Regions from separate parts of the Homo sapiens genome. Here region 2 is linked to region 1. Evidence: read pairs that join two places in POLR2A ChIA-PET (ENCODE). Cell type or tissue: PC-9. All regions are shown on one strand. Links, peaks and the distances in the headings refer to the core of each region. The heading gives the core; the rest is flanking DNA. Region 1 overlaps SIPA1L3 (signal induced proliferation associated 1 like 3). Region 2 overlaps SIPA1L3 (signal induced proliferation associated 1 like 3).

Evidence for each region. Peaks named below come from ENCODE experiments on the same cell type or tissue, not always from the same donor. Only the 100,000 strongest peaks of a DNase experiment are listed, where the experiment ranks them.
Region 2: POLR2A ChIA-PET joins it to region 1 with 15 read pairs; 3 of 35 experiments call an interaction of 5 or more read pairs at or near these places.

The regions. Positions count from the first base shown.
Region 1 is chr19:37,950,601-37,953,510 of GRCh38, reverse strand. All of the region lies in intron 1 of SIPA1L3 (signal induced proliferation associated 1 like 3), which reads right to left. Among named protein-coding and RNA genes, the nearest start is that of SIPA1L3, 45 kb to the right of the region's middle. In PC-9, for the core only: no CTCF peak of the experiment used is centred there; a DNase peak (open chromatin) is centred at 1,510; H3K27ac peaks cover 413 bases.
Region 2 is chr19:38,101,650-38,104,559 of GRCh38, reverse strand. All of the region lies in intron 6 of SIPA1L3 (signal induced proliferation associated 1 like 3), which reads right to left. Among named protein-coding and RNA genes, the nearest start is that of SNORD152, 60 kb to the left of the region's middle. In PC-9, for the core only: no CTCF peak of the experiment used is centred there; no DNase peak of the experiment used is centred there.

The DNA of each region.
Region 1 (2,910 bases), core at 142-2,641:
TTACCTTGAACTAAGTCAGTGATTACCCTCTTGAATATTTCCCACTATTAGCAAAATTCCTCCTAAGAGCAGACTTTGTTCCGAATTGGTCATGAACTCTATCCAGCTCTTTCCAAAGTTACCTGGGGAGGTACACACTGGGTCAACCATTATCCTAATAAAGTGCACAGATCTGACCAAATTCCTCCTGAAACATGATGCGATACGCCAGGTTTAGCGGCCAGTGTGCAAGGCTGGGTCATGGGCAGGAAAGGAATGTTTTTTTCCAAAGAGGAAAAAAACTGCAGACTTAAACTCTACTTTCATTCATTTGAGAAGGATCCTGGGCCCCCTCTATGGATAGGATTGTAAGCTGAGAATGCGGGTTCACGCCATTCTCCTGCCTCAGCCTCCTGAGTAGCTGGGACTACAGGCCTCCGCCACCACGCCTGGCTAATTGTTTTTGTATTTTTAGTACAGACGGAGTTTCACCATGTTAGCCAGGATCTCCCGACCTTGTAATCCACCCACCTCGGCCTCCCAAAGTGCTGGGATTACAGGCGTGAGCCACCGTGCCCGGCCAAGAATCCTCTGTGCATACACACACTCTGAAGTGTATGCAATCACCCAGGATGGTGTTCAAAATGCAGATACCCAGGCCTCAGGCCCCAAACCAGAATCTCCAGCAATGTGGAACAGAGCTGCTGTATTTTAACAAGTTCCCCAGGCCAGTCTGTTGATCACATAAAGCTAAGAACCGCCACTCAGGAAAGTCTAGCAAAGTGGTTCTCAAATATCTGATTCATACAAATCATTTCTGGAGAATTATTTATTTATTTTTATATTTTATTTTATTTTTGAGACAGAGTCTCACTCTGTTCCTCAGGCTGGAGTGCAATGGCACGATCTTGGCTCACTGCAACCTTCACCACCCGGGTTCAAGGAATTCTCCTGCCTCAGCCCCCTGAGTAGCTGGGATTACAGGTGCCTGCCACCACACCTGGCTAGTTTTTGCATTTTTAGTAAAGACAGGGTTTCACCATGTTGGCCAGGCTGGTTTTGAACTCCTGGCCTCAAGTGATCTACCCACCTCGGCATCCCAAAGTGCTAGGATTACAGGCATGAGCCACTGCGCCTGGCAGAGAATTTTTTAAATTTAAATATAGATTCTAGGGTCCACTAAAATTACTGTATTACTTAGGACTCTTTCGGTTGCAAGTGGCAGAGACCCAATTCAAACTGACTTGAGGGGAAAAAGGGCCAATGTTTTGGCTCCCATTACTGAGAAGTTCAGTTACCCAAAGAATTTGTCTGTAATGAATTATTTCCATCTCCTTTCCACTCGACCCTCTGAGCAAAGATGGTCCCCAGGCCCCCAGCAGCATTAAGCTTACACTCTACAACTTGGCACCTCCATAGGAAGAAAGCTCCTCTTCTTTCCTGGGAGCTCCAGAGAAAGACCTGTCTTAATTCTGATTGGACTGACTCACCTCCTCCCTTCCTTGAACCAATCCCTATGGCAGGAAGATAAGGAATGACCTGAACTGCCCAGGCTACTCCTAAGGCATTTCTAAGTCCAAACCAGGTAGACCAGGACATTCCACAACAGTGGGGCTTTTTTTTTTTTTTTTTTTTTTTGAGACAGTCTTGCTCTGTCGCCAGGCTGGAGTGCAGTGGTGTGATCTCGGCTCACTGCAGCCTCCGCCTCCTGGGTTCAAGTGATTCCCCTGCCTCAGCCTCCCGAGTAGCTGGGACTACAGGCGCCCGCCACCATGCCCGGCTAATTTTTTGCATTTTAGTAGAGACGGGGTTTCACTGTGTTGGCCAGGATAGTCTCTATTTCCTGACCTCGTGATCCGCCCACCTCAGCCTCCCAAAGTGCTGGGATTACAGGTGTGAGCCGCTGCGCCTGGCCCGGGGCTTTTTTTAAGTTGTTTTTTTTCCCACTTCTGTTTCTAAAACTTCCTTCTAGAAAATGTGAAAAATATACAAAAGTTTAAAGAGGAAGATGAAAATAATCTGTAAAGAGGAAGATGAAAATAATCTGTAATCATCCTACCAACTAAAATTTTTAGATCTTCACACTCAAAGCTGTGCACATGAGCACTGGTCTCCTGATTAGAATCCTATTCTGTACAAAGGATGACACTGTGGTTGAGTCTTCATGACAATTCTCCCAAAACTGAAGATAAACATTGTAGTCATTTTCATGTTTGTTCAGCCAACACTGGTTTGCTTCCCTTTTCCAGTTAATTTGCTCTTGTTTGTAACCCCTCAAGATGTGGGTATTTCCTAAGAAGAATCTCTGGATCACAGTACAATTATAAAAATCAGAAAGTGACAGCCTTACGGTACTGTGATCTAACGGACAGACACAATTCCAGTTTCAAGGGCATATTCCAGATTCCCTGCCATATCCCCAGTGCCTGGGGTAAATAATAAATTGCACACAGCGGTCTCAGTAAGTGAACGGACGGGATGGAGGAAGAGCAGTTCCCAACAGGAAAACCCCAAAAGAATGGTGAATGGTTGTAGGGCGGCCAAACCAGCAGATGATCTTCCTCTCCACCTGCGGGAGCAGATGCTCCAGGAGTGAAGCCAGAGAATCCCAACTGTTACCAAGATTCCCCAGGTGATGCCAACCCACAGCCAGGTTTAAGAATCACCGTCTGGGGAATAGATATAACCAGACACAAACACAGCATTTCCCCAGAAGCTTCTTCCAGATCTGCCTTTCACAAGAGAAGAAGGAAAAGTGCCGCATGCCGGGGTACTGGGGACAGGCGGATCAGACCTGGGAGGGCTCGCAGCGGAGGGAGCAGCAGACGGGCTTGTGGGGAGCAAGCGCCAGTCTCGGCACAGAAGGGCCCCGCGCAGCCTTCATGACAGAGGCGAGGCAGGCCCTAGAACCAAGCCCGCCATCAGCTCGCG
Region 2 (2,910 bases), core at 171-2,670, 150 kb before region 1:
ACACTCACACCTGCCAGCTTCCTCCACGCCAGGTGAGCCCAGGGAGGCCTGCTGCCTCCCCGCCCACCTAGGGGGACACCCACGCTGGCGGAGCTCTGGGAAGCACTCGGCACAGAGGGAGGGCTCAGGATGTTTGGGGCAAAGCTGACCCACGGAACCCTCACCATGCTTCCAAGATAAGCGCAATTATTACCTTCACTCTACAGATGAGGAAACTGAGGTCGAGAGAGGCAAAGCCACCTGTCCAAGATCACGAAACTAGCAAATGGCATAATAACATGCTCGTTCCTCCTACAGCCTCCTTCAGCGGAGGAGCAGGGGAAGGTGATGATGGCCCCAGACACCTGCCTAACACCTCACTTCTCTCTCTAAGATTTGTCTCCTGATCTGGGCTTCTGTTTTGTTTTCTAGAAGAGCAAACCGAGTCTTGGCGAGGTGTGGGGAAGAGCAATGTCTGACTGAGCCATCTTGGGGCCTTCTCACTCCCAGCTGACGAAAACCCACTCCCAAGGACAGTGGTAGTCCATTCCCCAGGGAGCTGTGACACCTGTGAACATTACCCATCCACCCACCCAGCTACTTCTCATGAAACATTTCAATCCTATATATCATATACATATATATATTTTTTTCTTTCCTTTTTTTTTTTTTTTTTTTTGATATGGAGTCTCGCTGTATCGCCCAGGCTGGAGTGCGGTGGTGCGATCTCGGCTCATTGCAAGCTCCACCTTGCGGGTTCACGCCATTCTCCTGCCTCAGCCTCCAGAGTAGCTGGGACTACAGGCGCTCGCCTGTATTTTAGTAGAGACGGTGTTTCACCCTGTTAGCCAGGATGGTCTCGATCTCCTGACCTCATGATCCGCCCACCTTGGCCTCCCAAGTGCTAAGATTACAGGCGTGAACCACCGCGCCCGGCCCCTTTTTTTTTTTTGAGATGAAGTTTTGCTCTTGTTGCCCAGGCTCGAGTACAGTGGTGTGATCTCAGCTCACTGCAACCTCTGCCTCCCAGGCTCAAGCAATTCTCCTGCCTCAGCTTCCCAAGTAGCTGAGATTACAGGCATGTGCCACCACACCTGGTTACATTTTTGTATTTTTAGTAGAGACGGGGTTTCACTACGTTGGCCAGGCTGGTCTCGAACTCCTGCCCTCAGGTGATCCACCTGCCTCAGCCTCCCAAAGTGTTGAGATTACAGGCGTGGGCCATTGCGCCCAGCCCCATATATCATATATATTTATGTACACATACACATGATAAGCACAGAGACTGCTGCAACAAATACGTCCTATGTGATACCACCTTAAGAAAAAGACCACTACCCACACTCTAACGTGAGCACCGTTTCCTAGACACACCCACCTCTCCCCAGACAGCCAACCACTATCCTGCATATTGTCTCCAGTATTCCCTTGTTTTTTTTTTTTTTCTACTGATTGATTGAGACGGAGTCTTGCTCTGTTGCCCAGGCTGGAGTGCAATGGTGCGGTCTTGGCTCACTGCAACCTCTGCCTCCCGGGTTCAAGCGATTCGCCTCAGCCTCCCAAGTAGCTGGGATTATAGGCGTGAACCACCACGCCCAGCTAATTTTTTTGTATTTTTAGTAGAGATGGGGTTTCACCATTTTGGCCAGGCTGGTCTCGAACTCCTGACCTCAGGTGATCCACCCGCCTCGGCCTCACAAAGTGCTGGGATTACAGGCATGAGCCACCATGCCCGGCCTATTTATTCTTGAGATGGGGCCTTGCTTTGTCATCCGGGCTGGAGTGTAGTGGCATGATCATAGCTCACTGCAGTCTCAAACTCCCAGGCTCAAGCAATCCACCCGCCTCAGCCTCCCAAAGTGCTGGGATCACAGGCATGAGCCACCACGCTTGGCTCTGTTTTTCTTTAGAGTTCCACTGTGTAAGAGCATATCCACCAACAATATATTGCTGGGTTTTTGTTTTTGCTTTTTTTTTTTTTTTTTTTTCAGAGACAGGGTCTTGCTTTTTTGCCCAAGCTGGTCTTGAACACCTGGCCTAAAGCAATCCTCCTTCCTTGGCCTCCCAAAATGTTGGGATTACAGGTGTGAGTCATCCTGCTGGACCTTTTTGCCAGGTGTAGTGGCTCATGTGTGTAGTTCCAGCACTTTGGGAGGCCAAGGATCCCTGGAGGCCTTGTGTTTGAGACCAGTCTGGGTAACATAGCAAGACCTTGTCTCTATAAAAAATAATAATTGGCCAGGTGTGGTGGCTCACGCCTGTAATCTCAGCACTTTGGGAGGCCGAGGTGGGCAGATCACGAGGTCAGCAGTTCAAGACCAACCTGGCCAATATAGTAAATCCCCATCTCTACTAAAAATACAAAAACTAGCAGGGAGTGATGGCTCATGCCTGTAATCCCAGTTACTTGGGACGCTGAGGCAGGAGAACTCCTTGAACCTAGGAGGCGGAGGTTGCAGTGAGCTGAGATTGCGCCACTGCACTCCAGCCTAGGCAATAGAGGCAGACTGTTTCAAAAAAAAAAAAAAAAAGAAAAGAAAAGAAAAGAAAAAAATTGTTATGTAAAAGACATCATTCAGGTCCCACTCTTCTGAGGCTTGCTGTCTTTGCGCAGCACGAAGCATGTGGCTCTCTTCCACGCTGATGCCTGTGGTGCCAGTTCATCTCCTCTGGGTGAACACGGCGCAACTCTGCCAGTGTGCACTGGGTGCACCGAGGTGCCGGTGGTTAGGGATATTCAGTCCTCTCCTGCCATGCACGTGCACATTAGACAGAGTGCATACCTAGGAGTGCAGGAGCTGAGTCACAGAGCAGCGTCTCTTCAAACTGGACTTGAATGTGCTGTACTGTTTTCCAAAGTGGCTGCACATGGCCAGGCGTGGTGGCTCATGCCTGTAATCCCAACACTTTGAGAGGCTGAGGTGGGTGGAT